Linked DNA regions of Mus musculus: region 1 is linked to region 2. Evidence: chromatin loops called from intact Hi-C (ENCODE). Cell type or tissue: heart. All regions are shown on one strand.

What was found. Hi-C counts contacts between places; a loop is a spot of excess contacts. Peaks named below come from ENCODE experiments on the same cell type or tissue, not always from the same donor. Only the 100,000 strongest peaks of a DNase experiment are listed, where the experiment ranks them.
Region 1: a loop joins it to region 2, with 2.2 times the contacts of the local background. A loop is called at or near these places in 2 of 42 quality-filtered maps.

Annotation. Positions count from the first base shown.
Region 1 is chr1:126,407,950-126,415,949 of GRCm38, forward strand. All of the region lies in intron 4 of Nckap5 (NCK-associated protein 5), which reads right to left. Among named protein-coding and RNA genes, the nearest start is that of Gm35562, 370 kb to the left of the region's middle. In heart, a CTCF peak has its summit at 146 (motif pointing left); a DNase peak (open chromatin) is centred at 3,662.
Region 2 is chr1:125,906,072-125,914,071 of GRCm38, forward strand. Lypd1 (Ly6/Plaur domain containing 1) reads right to left here and starts at 6,143. Exons shown (of 3, transcript NM_145100.4): 1 at 5,768-6,143; 2 at 4,320-4,457. The coding sequence starts at 5,819. It overlaps Nckap5 (NCK-associated protein 5), which reads right to left. Exons shown (of 17, transcript NM_001081756.1): 17 at 7,565-8,000. In heart, a CTCF peak has its summit at 4,614 (motif pointing right); a DNase peak (open chromatin) is centred at 6,210; H3K4me3 peaks cover 2,644 bases; H3K27me3 peaks cover 3,661 bases.

The DNA.
Region 1 (8,000 bases), 500 kb after region 2:
CACACTCCTAGCATAATCTTTAGCTTCTTCCCAATCTGCCCATCAGCTTTGGCAAAGACTATCTTCATCCTACAAGGTGAAATTCTTGCCAGTTATGGTAAGATTTGCCTTAGATACAAAGATAGACATGCGCCACCTAGTGTCCGGATGTCAGAAGTGTGGGTCAGCCATGCCTCAGCTGGCAAACCATTTGTTACCACTCAGAGCTGTGCTTAAACTTGTCCTTTGAGTGACAATGAACTGCAGACATAAGGTTTTCTAACTTCCTGTAAGACGTTGAAATACAAGTTTAGGTCCAGGAGGCTTCGTGTTTGTCCCTCTCTTCCCTAAGTGGCAGTTTGGCTCAAGGTTATCCCTGATCCTTTTTGGTCTCGCTTTCTTCCCTCTTTCACAGTTCACCCTTAGAGCCTGTACCCTATCTTCCACAACTTGGAAATATGTGTGCTTTCTACCCCCACATGTGCAGAAGAAACTGGGGACAAGTGGCTAACTGCCTGCCTATTAGCACACCAAAGCATATGCTGGCCTCTAGGCTCTCAGCCCTTCTCACCCAGACCCCTACCCTAAAGTTTCCAGCTTCTCATTCCTGTAGAACCTGACATTTTGGCCATGCACCCCACTGCTGTTTGTTCTCTCTTCTCTCTTCTCTCTTCTCTCCTCCTCCTCCACCTCCTGCTCCTCCTTCTCTTCCTCCTCCTTCTTCTCTCAATCTCCCTCTCCCTCCACCTCCCTCTCCCTCCCTCCCCCTTCCCTCTCCCTTCCTTCCCCCCCCTTTCTCTCTCCTGGTCCTCTTTGCTCTTGGACTGTATGCCCACTCTCTCTTCCCCCTCTCTTTCTTGGTCTTTTTTCTTGTGGCCCCCACCCCAGCACCTCCTCTCCTGTTCTGACCCATTCTCTTGGCCATGCTTAGTCTACCAGTTTCTCTCCCTCTCTGGCCTCTTCCAGATGCCTCTGTGAACTCTCCCTCAGATCCACTATAAAAACCTTCTCTACCATGCCACGCAGCAGTCATGGCCTCATTTTAACCAGCGATTTCTTCAGAAAGGATGTCCTACAAGAACAGATGTGAGGTTAGGAAAGATGGCTCACTCAGTAAAAGCGCTTGCAGCACAAGCCTGAGGACCTGAGTTCAGATCCCACCACCCATAAACATAAACATCCAGTGTGCTGTGGCTCAGATCTGTAACTCCAGCACTGGGAAAGCCGCATGGCTGAGTTAGTTAAAAAGACAGATGGAGCCCTTGGGCATGTTGACTGCTAGGTTAGCTGTATCCATGAACTCCATGCTCAAAGACCTCATCTAGAAGAATAATGTGGAAAGTGGTTGAGGAAACAACCTGTCATCAATCTCCAGCCTCCATATACACTCACACACAAGACGGGCATACCCTCTGTACTGGCTAGTTTTGTGTCAACTTGACACTGCTGGAGTTATCACGGAGAAAGGAGCTTCAGTTGAGGAAATGCCTCCATGAGATCCAACTGTAAGGCATTTTCTCAATTAGTGATCATGGGGGAAAAGGCCCCTTGTGGGTGGGACCATCTCTGGGCTGGTAGTCTTGGTTCTATAAGAGAGCAGGATGAGCAAGCCAGGGGAAGCAAGCCAGTAAGGAACATCCCTCCATGGTCTCTGCATCAGCTCCTGCTCCCTGACCTGCTTGAGTTCCAGTCCTGACTTCCTTGGTGATGAACAGCAGTATGGAAGTGTAAGCCGAATAAACCCTTTCCTCCCCAACTTGTTTCTTAGTCATGATGTTTGTGCAGGAATAGAAACCCTGACTAAGACACCCTCCCTCGGGGGCACACCTGTATATACCACACAGACAAACACACACAGTGAGAAAGGGGCCAGAAAGAGATATTTTGAAAGTGGTTAGGTCATTTCTATCATAGCCAAGAAATACTGTTCATGGAGAGTTTTTAATTTCTTTAAGACTCACTTAATTACTGAATCTCAAATTCACATAAAGTGCCGAGTTTTAGATTAAAGATCTGCACAGGAAAACATTTTGAGTTTTTTAAGCACTGTACCCACATTTACAAGAGCTATAGTCTTGTAGGTTGAAAAGGAATTGCTGTATTGAAAGCAGAAGTATAAACACAGTATATTAAGCTACAGCATCTTATTTAGTTATTTGATTCTTTGATACTTTCATACATATTTAGAATACATTCTGATCACATTCATCCGTCCAATCTCCGCTATCTTCCTTCCACCAAGTGTCCGTCCCATTTCCATGTCTTCTTGTCTTGATTTGGTTTTTATTTTGTGGACTATGGGGTTTAACAAGGACCACGCTTATAAGCCTAGGTGTGCAGCTGTCTACTGGAGCTTGAGTAAGTCACCATTGTCCACACAGATAACGACACAGACTGCTCTCTCGCCCTTGACTGCCTTTAGCTCCCTTATGAGTACAATGCCCAATGAGCTCCTTGCCTATCTGTAATGATAACTGAATGTTTACAGACTCTGTCTTGTGCAGGTACTTGGCAGAAATTTCAATTGTGTGAGTACTACAGCCAAGTCATGCCCACAGACAACTGGTCATGGCTCTCCTCCCTGCCCATTAGCGCTTACCACCACCCCCACCCCCACTTCTGAGATATTCTCTTAGCGTTTAGGGGTGGTGGTGGCATGGGTGCCCTACTTAATGGTGAACACTCAACAGTCACTTGTTACTTATTTATTTATTTATTTAGTTAGTTAGTTATATGTGGTGTGTGTGAGGCAATGACCACCATAAATGTCTGCTATTTTTGGAGATTATAATTTAATTACAACATTTCTCCCTTTCCTTCACATCCCTTCCTCCAGGCTCTCTGATCCATACACCCTTCCCTACCTCCTATTCTCCTTCAAATTCATGACTTCTTTTTTGTTTAAACAAATTTATTTTTTAGTTTAAATGAACTAATTTATTTTAACTTACTATGTAGCTTATTCTTAATTTAATTTAACTAATTTGTTATGACAAGGCCTCTTGCTTTGATGCGGGGCTCACTGATTTTGCTAGACTAGCTGTCCTGTTTCACCCTCACCATGGTTAGGTTCATAAGCACTGATACCATGTCTGGTTGTTTAAATATGGGTTCTGAGGTCTTCATCCTTGTACTGACAACCCCTTTACCAACAAGCCTGTGTGTGTGTGTGTGTGTGTGTGTGTGTGTGTGTGTGTGTGTGTCCAAATCTGTCCTCTGGTTTTGCATGCCTGTGCAGTGTGCATGGGTATATTGAAACACAGGGAACTAGACACAAGAGACAGAACAAACAACAAAAAGGAGACATACATATATCTTAAAGGAAAATAAAAATAAAAGTCATCTATAGAGATCCTAAATTTCTCTTTAACATCCTCAAGATTGTAGCCTCTATCACATATACGTTATTCTTATTCTGAAGGAAGCACTAAATTTACTTCTGTGGTCCTCTTTTTATTTAAGAAATATTCCATTCTACTCTTTATATCTTCAAGATAGATAGCCTTAGACAGACACTAGGAAAGTAAGAACTTTTGGAGCCATGTGTGACTACCCTTAAATTATTTCCTATAATTAGAATAACCACGAGGCTGTAAAGCAAGTGTTTGTCTCAACAGCAGAAGCCATGGAATAGCCATGGTAATGTTTGCTGTGTGAGGGAATGGCTTCCTGCCATGGCCCGATGGCGGTTAACCAATGACAGTCAGAACACTGGGGACACAGTGAGTAAGGGAAAGTACAGGCAGTGCAAACACAAGGACCTGAGTTTCATCCCTGGATTCTACGCTTAAAACAGAAACAGAAACAAAAAGGCACTGTGGTGACCAGGTGCCTGTGATCCCAGCTCCTGAGATGTGCATGTGTACACTCAAACTCGGGGTGGGGGTGGGAGGGGTTACAAGAGAAAGAACACACAACAAAAACAATGTGAGGGCAGTTGAGAACCAGAGTGACATTTACACAACCATGGGGGTGGGGGGGACAAATATCAGAGAAGTCCACCATATAACAGCTCCATCTCTACTGAGGGAACACAATGTGTGAAAATGGTCCACCACACCATTGGTTCTTGGTTTTGTTTGGTTTTAGTTGTTGTTTTGTTTTTTGTTTCATGAATACCAGGTTTCAAGGAGCTTCAAGCAAAAGAGGGATGAGAAGGAGAGAGGGAGGGAAAGAGGGAAGGAAAGAGGGAGGGAGGGAGGGAGGGAAGGAGGGAGGGAGGGAGGGAGGGAGGGAGGGAGGGAGGGAGGGAGGGAGGGAGGGAGGGAGGAAAGAAATCCAATGAACACTTTTAATACCAAGGAGGAATTAAAGGTCTATTGCTCCAAGTGAAGCTCAAAGACTTGCTGTGAAACTTTTCAGGGGGCTGTGGGAGGGTTAATGAATTGAAATCAGAATTGCTTCTGAGTCCTGACAGGTTCCCCTGACCCCAATACCCAATACAGCTAAACACACAGTTCATAGTGAAAAGCAGAATAGAAGCATTGCAAAGTGTGGCCTAGGAAAAGGAGAACAAAGAGATCCAGTGGCCTCCTGAGTCCATCTCTGGAGTCCTGACTTAAGGTCTAGGTTTAAACACAGGGTGCAGGGCTGTAGAGATGGCTCAGTGGCTAAGAGCAGTACTGTTCTTTCAGAAGCCTGGGGTTGGTTTCCCAGTACCCATTTTGGCTCATAACCATCACAACTCCAGTTGCAGGGAATCCAATGCCCTCTTTCAGCCTCCTTGGTACCAGGCATACCATACATTGCCCTTACATGCATGCGGTTAAAACACATATAAAAATAAACACATGTAAATGATGCAAATAATACATACACAGACACATACATAGAGAATACGAGTTTGAGAGGTTTGCACAGCTAAGCAATCCTAGTCAAGATGTGGTCCCATCCATGACTGACGTTGCACTGTCTCAGCTCGTCTCTCCTACAAGGGGTTCTAACAAGCTGCCATAACTCCATAACATCCCCTCCTGAGGATAATCCAGTTCCTTGGGGTTGAATTTCAGGACTCTGACAGCCACAGAGATGGACATCAGTTCAGTTTTAGAGCAGCCCCATTCCTGCCAGGATAGCTAGTGTGTGTGTGTGTGTGTGTGTGTGTACATGTATGTGTTTGAACTCTACTACCTCTGTTTGTACACACAGCAGAATATAGAGTCCAAGTCATGTTTACTGAAGGCTCCAAACTCTATCTGGCTTCACAGGAATCCAAGATTTCTTGGCTTCCCCATTACAAGAAGCAATGGAGAAGCCCCATAGGAAGCCAAGGAAAAACATTTAACTTGATGGGGTCCTTGAGCATCTTGGAAAACCTAACAATTAGACCTCATTACCATGAAAGGTTACAGATCAAAACTACTTAAGGACAACCTTATATTTTGACTGTGATAAAACTTCTGATTAAAACCTTTTGCAGGCTGAGGGGACAGCTCAGTGGGTAAAGTATTTGTTGTGCAAGCATGAGGACTTGACTTTACTCCCAAGAACATACATTTAAAATAAAAACTGGTCATGATGGTAGGTTTATAATCCCAATGTTGGGCAGACAGACAGGCAGATCCCAGGGACTCACTGCATGTGGCCAGCCAGTGTAGCTTTCCTAGTGAGCACCAGGCCAATGGAAGACCCTGTCTCAAACACAAGGTGGATGGCACCTGAGGAATGAGAGCTGAGGCTGACCTCTGTGCACCTATGAATACACAAGAGCACCTGTACACATACAAACACATGCGACAAACACTTCACATGAAGCTCTCAGGTGCATGGCTTCTCTTGGGGACTTTTACAGTGATATCGAACATATTCTTAAGACCGACCGCAAGCAGTGGACCAGAGCTTCTCTCTGGTTATTGTTTATTCGGATGCCTTCCACTTTCGTATTGACATGCATTCTGGTTTCAAAGGAACTTCCCCTTTCTTTTCTCAGTTGCCTGAACCTTTTAGCTTTAACTTCTATTTTCTCTGTCAAGCAGTGTTACATCAGATGAATTCCAATTCAAATCACCTATTGTTTGCACTCAGCCTTGTAATCTGACGAAAAACCTTTTTCTGGTATTTCTAGACAAGGTAATTTATCTGTTTTATAAGTTTGGATTCTCTCAAAACTTAAGAACCTTAAATATGAGCCTGTCTCAGTTAAGAAGAAACGTGCGCATCAGGTGAACCTTTCCTTAAGCTCCAACTGGGCTAAGGAGACAGAAGCAAAAGAAGTGAGGCTCAGCAGGATAGGACAGAGATTCCAACCGCCCCCCAACACACGCACGCACACACACACACAAGAAGTTGATTTTCAAAGGGCTCTTTGTTAGAACGCCACTATGGAGAAACAAGGAAAGTTTCTTTTGGAAGCAGAGACGGATCTCTCCATCATTTATACATGATCCTTCTCAAACATCTGTAGTGTGCTAACTTCAAAACCTAAGGAGTCCAACTGAGTGTTGTGTGCAATGCAATATATATATATATTTGGGGCTGGGAGATCACATGCACAATTTCTCAAGTTCATTCTTAAAAAAAAATAATGTCATGTGTGGTAGGATTTAGTGAGGATGTGCTTGCAATTCCTGGGGTTCACTGGCAAGCTAGCCTAGCCTATTCAGTGAGGTCTGGCCCAGTAAGACATGCTGTCTGAAAAGATAAAGTGAATAGCACATGAGGAGCAACATGTGACATTGACCTCCTGCCTTCAAATGTGAACACCTATACAGGGACATGAGCACACAGACCCATGTTAACACACATCTATACAGGTACATGAACGCACAGACCCATGTGAACACACACCTATATGCACAAGCACAAGGTTTTTTTTTTTTTTTTTTTTTTGTTTTTTTTTTAAGTTCTTCCTTCAAATTGTTGCCTTGTTTCAACTGTCAAACACTAAAACTGGTCACCAGAAGAGGGCAGATAGTGGGAGGAAGCCCTGAAGTCTCAATCCAATGCTGACCTGGGAGACTTGCGATCCTTGATGCAATACCTACTTCTGGGCACCTGACTCGCTTCCTTAACTGCTCTGGGTTGATTATTCAATTGGATAATAATTGGGAGCCAGGAAGACACGGTTTTGTATTTTTGATATGAAATAGTATAGATACCATAGAGTAAGGTCCCAAAACTTGTTTTGATGTGATCGGTTCCATCTCTCATTTCTCCTTCAAATAAAATACCCATGCTCAGCACTTATCTTGGGTCTTCTAGGCTTCCACCCTGTTCTTGGGCCTTGCTTACCCAGGCTCTAAAACTCCTATCCTTCAGCCTTCCAGAAATCTCTACTTAGCTTCTATCTACTTTAATAAAAATATCCTTATTGACTCAGTATATCAAGGTGGCAAGGGAGAACTGGGAAGTAAAGCGCCTGTGCAGGAAGAAATGATGAGAAGAGATTTGGCACATGGGGTTCTGTTCCAACTCAGGTTGTTTACCATTGTCCAGAGGTAGGTGAATGCTAATGGTATGGAGAGATTAAATGTTATGAAGATTGACAAATATAGAACAAAGGTTCTGAAATGGGGGAAATATTCTCTGCACTCTTTCATAAGACATGTAGTCCAGTCTAGTACTCAAGTCTGGTGGACAACTTCTAAGGGTATCCATTGATGGGGCCAGAGAACTACTGTAAATGGGGCAGACCGACCATGTCAACATGGAACTAAGGGTGATGGCCTCTGATAAAGAACTGCAGTACAAAGGGTCTATAATCTGAATTTATTATAGAACAGTGGCCAAAATGTTCATAGACTACATGGGCTACAGACTCAGTTGGGTAGGACCACTTATTACCCAGGCACAGGGACCTGTGTTCAAATCACAAGCTCCTAGTGTCAAATGCTGGGCAGGGGTATAGCCATGCCTGTGCATACACCTGTAACCCCACTACTGTTTCAGGAGGAGAAAGGAGGATTGCTTAAGCTTGCAAGCCACAAGCCTATCTCCAGATTCAGTGAGAGAGACCCCATCTCAAGGGGACAGGATAGAGAATGATAGATGGAGATGTCCGACGTCCTTCTCTGGCCTCGGGG
Region 2 (8,000 bases):
ACAAAGGATGCTCCAAATTAGCAATTCAGTGGGGAGCATCCCAGAGCCTCTCGGAGAGCTGAGACAAGACTCATGGCCTCACAGAACAGGGATACACAGAATAAGCATCCTCAAGGGGAAGAGGGCTATCACATTCAGCAGAACTTCAGGAAGATACCTAGATGCTCTTAGGAAAGACGGGCATTTTCAGCTCTGCTGCACCAAGAATCTCAGCACAGGCTACATTCTGAACCAGTTTGGCTTTGATTCCTGTCGGCACCACCTAACAGGCACTATGTTCTTTCTTGAGGGTGAAGTTGACAAAGAGTGGAACCGGAGTCAGCTGGTTGAAGTATAGGCTCATAATTGGTCATTATGAATAGAGCTATTACATTTCATGAGATACTATGAGGCTAGTGCTAAGGGATGAGCCAGATAGTGCATACAGTGAAAGTTAGCTCATGCTGCCAGGATTTTATTATATTGTGGTCACTTAGCAACCAAACTTCCTCTCCATCCTTGTTGGTTAAAAAAAAAATCAAGCTGACTGGTCTATAGCAATTACACGAAATTTAATATGAGATGTCTTCAAGATTTCAGTCCCAGGACATTGCTTTCTGCTGTGGAAAAACAAAAACGAAACAAAGCAAAACACCAAAACCAAATCAAATAAACCCAAAACCCAAGAAAACAAAATGAATAACGAAACAAAGTAAAAAGAACTCAACCAAGTGACCAAACAACCAAACAAGCAAACAAAACCACCACGATCAACAGTGAGCACATTTGCCTTGCATCTATTTACAGCTAGTATGATGGTTAGTGTTGCCAACTTGACACCAGGAGAAAAAGGGCATGTCTGTGCGGGAATTATCTTTGCCTTACTTTACATGGGCAGACTCACCTTTGTCATGTGCACGGCTGTTCTCTGACTGGAGTCTTACAGGAGAGGGGCTATGGACACTGGAGCTTGCAGCCTTACTTTGTTCCTGAGTTCGTGTGATAATACCGGTTCCCTCAGGCTCCTGCTGCTGGGACTATGTCCTTCTTGACAGAGCCTTGAACTTTGAGCTAAAACTAAACTCGCCATGAAGTTCCTTTTGTTAGACTACTTTGTTACAGCAACAGGAAACAAACAAAGAGAAACTAAGAAACACCTCTTAACTGGTTTTCCCTTTGGATTCATTAATTGCTTCTGGTTTGTTTGTTTGTTTGTTTGTTTGTTTTGATACCAAGGTTAAGGTTATGTCCTGGACCCACATTCCCAGGGGAAAATGATGGAATGGAGAATGATGGAATGGAGAATGATGGAAAACCAGTTCTTGAAAGTTGTCCTCTGACCTCTGACCTCCACATGTAAGCTGTGCTATGTGTGCAATCACCACCCCCACCTCAAATAAATAAATGTAGCTTTTAGAAGTTTATACAAAGGATGAAACTAAAACTCAGTTTGGGCTATTTAGCAAGTGAGTTAGAGTGGCCATTTACTTGATCCTGGCGTTCCTAGGTGGCTGGTGAGTACAGATGCCCAGTGTCACAAGCAGGCACTGCACAGCTGCAGTTGTTGCAAGCAGAGGTCATGGACACAGACTGAAGATAGCCAGTTTTGCCTAGGTGGTCAGTCCATTGTAAATACTAGAGAATAGTGAATAAAAGCGTTTGCAGAACAATCATGAAGAATCCCAGCATTCATCCATGTTAAAAAAAAAAAGTTAGGTATGGCCACAACACTATGGAGGATAGAGGAGACAAGAGGATCTCTGGGGCTTGCTGCTGGCCAGAATCAGTGAGAATCCATGTCTTAAAGGGAAATGGGGAGAGAGAGCTGGATGCCTCCCTGGCCCCCACCTGCTCCTGCTTGAGTGTGTGCACCTTTGCATATGTATCCATGTTGTGTATATACACACATGCAGATATAGATATAGATATAGATAGATATAGATATAGATGATATAGATATAGATATAGATATATATCACATACATTTCCTCTCTCTGTCTCTCTCTGTCTCTCTCTGTCTCTCTCTGTCTCTCTCTCTCTCGTTCTCACCAAAAGAAGGAAAAAAGGTTGGCATTGCTGTGTGATAGTTTTTCCTCACCTTTTGACCTGTGGCTTATGTCCTCTAACCTGTGGCCATCGACACCTTTCTAGTGACATGTGTCACTAGAAAACAAGCAACCTAAACCAAAGACTTGCTTCAGGATTGCCTGTCTGGATGCTTTCTGTGGGTAATGTGGAAGTTATGAGGTCTTTTCTACAGTATAGTTTGGAGAAGAGGCTACAGCAAGACGAAAAGGGAGTGTGTGGCTGTCATCTTGGATGAACACATGGACAAAAAGCAGTGTTTCTTGGAAGTGTTCTGCCGAGTAACTCCTTTCCTTGATCACAGCCCTGGTTGTGAAGCCCAGCCTCCAGGTGAGCGGTGGCCTTGAGGATTCTGAGGAAGTTCTGAAGGCATGCTAATACCTTCCATCATGTCTGCCTCAAGCCTATTTCATGGAAGATATTGGAAGGCCAGAAGATGTTTGGCTCAGTTAAAATACAGTGCAAAGAAAATCACTCATCAAAACCATTCACATCCATCTTGGTTACAGTATTATCACTAAGTTTTGTGTTGTCCTCCTGCATTAAACAACAGGAGTAGCAGATGCTCCAACAATGCTCACTAGGTTTTGGAGGATACATTATGTTTGAGAGCAGTTACATCTTAGACTTCCCAGAATAGCATTTTTTTTTTAATACACTCCAGCCAATAATGTACTACAAAGAACAGCCACATACAAAGGGTCTGGAGAGATAGCCCGGCGGGGGAAGTGCTTCCAGGTAAGTGTGAGGACTAGAGTCTGGATGCCAAGCACACATGTAAATGTCAGCAGGATTGATGAGGCGATGCCTGCTTGTAAGCTCAGCCTTGGAGGCAGAGATCTGAGATTTTTTTGGACCAAGTTGTCTAGTTAGAATTGGTGAGTTCTCCGGGTTCAAGTAAAAGACTCTGCCTCAATATATATGAGCAAGGAAGATATGGATATCAACCTCTTGTCTCTACACATGCAAAGGTGCATCTTATACTGGCATGAATATCATGTACACATAACAGGTACCTATATATACTCATGTACCAACAACTATGAACATGTTTGCATACATACATGCATATCACACACACATACACATGAAAAAAGAATACACACACACCCTCACATCATTGCTCAGTCCTATAGAGAGCTGTCAGATAGGTTCCTTAAGCAACTAAGAAGTTAACAACAATATACTTCCATTCCCTAACCAGGAGAAGTTGCTTCTCCATGGTTCTGTCTTCAGTGCTAGCTTCTATCCATTGTTGTTCTGCCAGGGAGTTAAGGGGACTCGATTGCTCTAATGAGCTGTGGAGCTCCATGGGCACCTTGTTGGACTAAAAAGTAATAAGACTCACCCAATGTCATTCATCCCCAAGATGGTATTTCCCTTGCTTTCAGCAACCTTTAAATAGCCAAGTCTCTATTTGACCTTGGAATTGAAGCAGCAGCTCATTTATTTTCTCAAATGTCTGGTGCCACTTTGGGGTGAGTTTTTAATTTTAACTCCTGAGTGGGTGGGATTCTACCTTTCAAGACTTACTAGCTAGAGTGAAGTCGGTTCCAGCTAACTCCCTTCTTCAGCTGTACGACATACAGTCTCTTGACTTGGCTAGCTAGTAGCTAAATAGCTAGGGTATGGGGTGGGGGTGGGGGTATCCTTCCTGTGGAAGATCTTGGCAATTTGTGCTTGGAATTTGATGCATTAGTTCTAAAATTAAATAAAGATCCTATAGCGTTCTTCAAAGAAATATGGTGTGGCGCTATGACAAAACACATTTTTCAAGTTCTGACCTCTGGGAACTTCAAGTAGCTTCATATTTCAGTCTGACATTGCTCACAGGCTACTGTCGAGCTGCTAGAGCCGGGGCAGTTATCCATATATTGTTTTCACTGCCCCATCAGCTTTTTAGTCCAGGAAGGTGAAAGGTGTAAATAAAAAATAAAGATAAAAATAAAGGAAAGCTACTGATTTATAATAACTTCTCAGGAGTCCCCTGGGAAGAAGCCCTGGCAATTAACCCTAATGAGTTTAAAGTAACTTCCAACTCTTCATTTCCCCAGAACTGTAAAAAGTACATCTGTGCTAACCAGTGAGTGTATATGTATGTGTGTGTGTGTGTGTGTGTGTGTGTGTGTGTGTGCCCAAGTGCATGTGTAACACACAGTAGCATGTGTGTTACATCAGTCAGGATCTTTTCCTGTAATTTAATACCCTCCTTTCCCAGCCTTCCAAGGGGGTCGGAGGGGGAAAGAGTATCTTACCAGCACTTTGCTCCATCACTTCTTTCTGACACATGTCTTGAACGTTCACGGTGCAATTTACGATGAACTCAGGGGATGAGCAATCGTTGTTCAGCTGGAATTCTTCACACTGGTAGCACTGAATTTGCAGCGCCAGCCCTGTGGGACAGATGCGGTGGGGTTCAGAAACACTGGTTAAGATCTGGCTTGCACAGAGCACATCCTGGCTGGCCGGTATCACCGTGTACTGCCCCAGACAACAAGGGCTTCTGGGCTCTGCATCCTGATGTTCAGGAAGGCTGGAGGTGCCTGAAGCCAGCAGGGGGCGGCGGCATCAGTTCCCAGGGTCTAGGAGGATAAAGCCCTGCCAGAGACCCTACATTTCTTCTCTAGACACAAACAGCTCCTATAACACCCCTCCGGCCTTTCCGCAAGAAGTTGCAAAGAGACCGGTGAGAGTTCAAATCCCAGATCAAAGTAGTGGGGTACAAGCTTGAGCTCCTGTCTGAGCCTAATTACTAATTGGCTACAAATTGGTTAATTACTATTTTGGCACCGTTCATAATTGCATTGGCTGACGCGTTTTCGGTTTTATTTATTTAATCTTTTAAGTCAGCGTTCATGGGCTGAGGCTCTGATGCTTCCTGGAGACCACCCTGCAACCTGGGGGGGGGGGGAGGTGCTGGATGCTAAGTATCCCTGCTCAGTCCTCCAGCTCAGGCTCCCTTCTTGTGATCAGCGACAGGGGCAGCTGCTGCTGAGGGTTGGAGAGGATGTAATGAGAGAGTGCCTGCGTTGGATGTGCGCGTCTGCTTAGGGACCACCACAATGCAGCCCTTTTAGACCTGTCTTGTGACCCCTTTTTTTGAAAAACATGGCTGTTGGAAAAAAATTCTGATAGCTTAGAGTCCGCGATCAGGAGCAGTTACTTACCATATTTTCCTGGTTGCTCTCCTCTGATCTGGGAGCTTCTCTTTGGGCCGCATGCCCCTTCCTAACACCCTACCGATCGCAGGAAGAGCACAGCTAGCTCACTCAGTCCGGAAGGGCTGCTCCCCCGCCCCCAGCAGAGGATTGTCCGGCGAGTCGCTCACCTGTCAGCGTCGCCGCTCCCTTGGGTGGCCACAAACACTGGGTAACTTGACTAGGTTGGAGGCTTGTCGCTCCTTTTCCTGTCTCGCCCAACTCAAGGACCCTCCCCAATCCCAGCTCTGTATCCCCGACTGTGTACCCCACGCAGCTGCAGCCAAGAGTCGCGCCAATCTGCCGCTCTCGGCTCTCCTGCAGCGCGGGACTTGGAGAGCGTCCCAGTCTAGCGCCTTTGGTCTCAGTTTCCAGCACCAAACTCCCGCTGGGTAGCCCCAGCGCAGCGCGGACCACAGCTGGGCGCACTGGGGCTGAGAGCAGGGACGCTTGGCGAGATAGCAGGAGCGTGTCTGGCCAGGCAGCTGGCCTCTTCATCTTCTTACCTGGAAGCCAGAACAATCCGCAAAAAGTTGCTGCGATGCCGAGAACCCACATCCTCCCGGATCGGCAGGGCCGGGAGCGGGCAAGAGCATCAGAGACCACGACCGCAGCGGAGGCTGTTCTGGCCGCGGCGACAGTAGCTGCCGAGGCTGCCGAGGCTCGCGCTGCTGCCGCCCAAGCGACGGCTGCCACCGAGAGGAGCCGCAGGTGTCGCCCGCGGCGCCCGCATCGCCCGCGCCGGGGGCTCCCAGAGGCTGGTCCCAGGCTCCTTGGATTCGCGCTCCCTGGGGCGGAGCGCAGCGCCTCCGGAGGAGTTGGCTGCTGAGGCTTGAAGAACTACTGGCGATCCGGAGCACCCAAAAAAGTCTCGCCTCTTCTGCCCCCACCCCTCCCACTCCGGGTACCACGTGACGGCTGCTGAGTTGTGGTGGGGGTGGAGGGCGGGGAAGGCTGGGACTGTCTCTCTACTGTCCCCACCCCTTTCTGCCACCCTTTTAGCCTACCTCCTCTAGTTCCTTGGAAAGGAGCGCCTGCTGGGTTCGGGAGTAGTGTTGACAGAGGTTAGGAATAAGGAGGTGACTAGGGCGCAGCAGGTGCCATCAGGACCTGTCCTATGCGAACTCGGAGACCCGAGTGCTAGGCTGCGGTACCCTTCCCTTCCAGGTGTTATGTTCCCTTTCGGTGCTAACAGTACCCTTGCAATTGGGTCTCGCCCACCCAGCCCGGCGTCTTCTATCACTCGCTGCCCCCTGGCCCTCTGGGTGACTGCCCTGGATAAAGCGAAGGGCTGTTTCTGAGCACCTGGCAAAGTTGCGGAGCAGCGAGTTCCCTGGGGTGTCCGACGCAGCCGCGCCTCTTCCTGAGAGAAACCCACCTCACTGGCCACCTGGGTCTTCCAGCAGAATGCCTGCGAGTACGATGGTGACCCTACCGCAGCTAGCTCGCTTAGCCCAACCACCATCTCCTCACCTGCTTGCATGCACCGCAGGGGGATGCATTGACTCAGCCTCGGTCTCCTAGCCCAGAAATAAAGCTACCTGGGGAGTGGACACCCGGATCTGTGCTCTCACTGAAAAGCAAATGGGTCTGACTGCTCCCCCAAGCCACCAGCTATGGGTATACACTCCTTACAGCGCTAAAGCATGGCCAATTGGCCATAGGCTGCCTCCCTCCTCCACTACTCCCCTTTCTGACAATTCTAAGTGACCCACCTTGCGTATTCCCGGGACACCACGGTGTTATTTTGCCTTCCTGGTGGAGCTTTGTGGAAGACTGTGCTGTGCACAGAGCAGGCAGTCGCAGCTCTTGGTGCCCCCGCCCACAACCCCCGCGCATTTCCACCCACCCCCACCCCTGATTTGGGATTTGGGAGATTCGGTGGAAACCCGTGGCTAAGCATCACCCCTCTCCTGTGAGGTCTCCCGAGGGGAAGTGGTCTCTCAGCTGGGATGTGATCATTTATGTCCCTACCCTGCCAGCAGAGCAGGTTTGAAAGAGGCATAAATGACTTTCTTGTAATTCCTTTGCAGAGATCGGTCCATAGCTGCCTCAGGCTCATTCTCCCCCACCCCTCCCCCTCATTTCTAGCTGGTTAACTCCTTGGGGAGACAAGGATGCTTTGCCCATTACTCGCTTGTCTGAAGTGTGGATCTTAACAATTGTTCGAATTACTATTACAGTAGCAAGAGGGTTGGCTTATTTATTCTTTCAGGGAAACCTCTCCACAGAGCAAGCGTGAGACATAATTATAATAATCACGGGACCAACCTCTCCCTGAACAAAGTTCTTTTCTGCTCTTATAGGGTGTAATTGTGATAAGACCTTTATTCCAAAATGAAATGAAACAAAAGAATTTTTTCTAAAGACAAGGAGGATACTTTACACGCAGCTTGAATTTAAGGTAATGAAATCCAAATACAACAAATTGCACAAATACAATAACACTGGTCATACAATACTCTATAAAGATACAAGTGTTCTAAGGTAACCACACAAATCCTAAACATAGCTCTAGTCTGCCTGGTCTGTAGGCTTCTGTACAGAAGGAATTATAAATAGTTCACGTCTAGAAAAAATACACATAACCTTTAAAATAGAATTTATCCTCCCATATAAACAGTCTTTAATAGAAAAAAAGGATATTAAAAAGTAAGAAAGTTTCATAGCACCAACCATTCATTTATTTTTAAGATATGGCAAAGAGTACCCAGGTTTTAATAATAATATAAAAGCAGG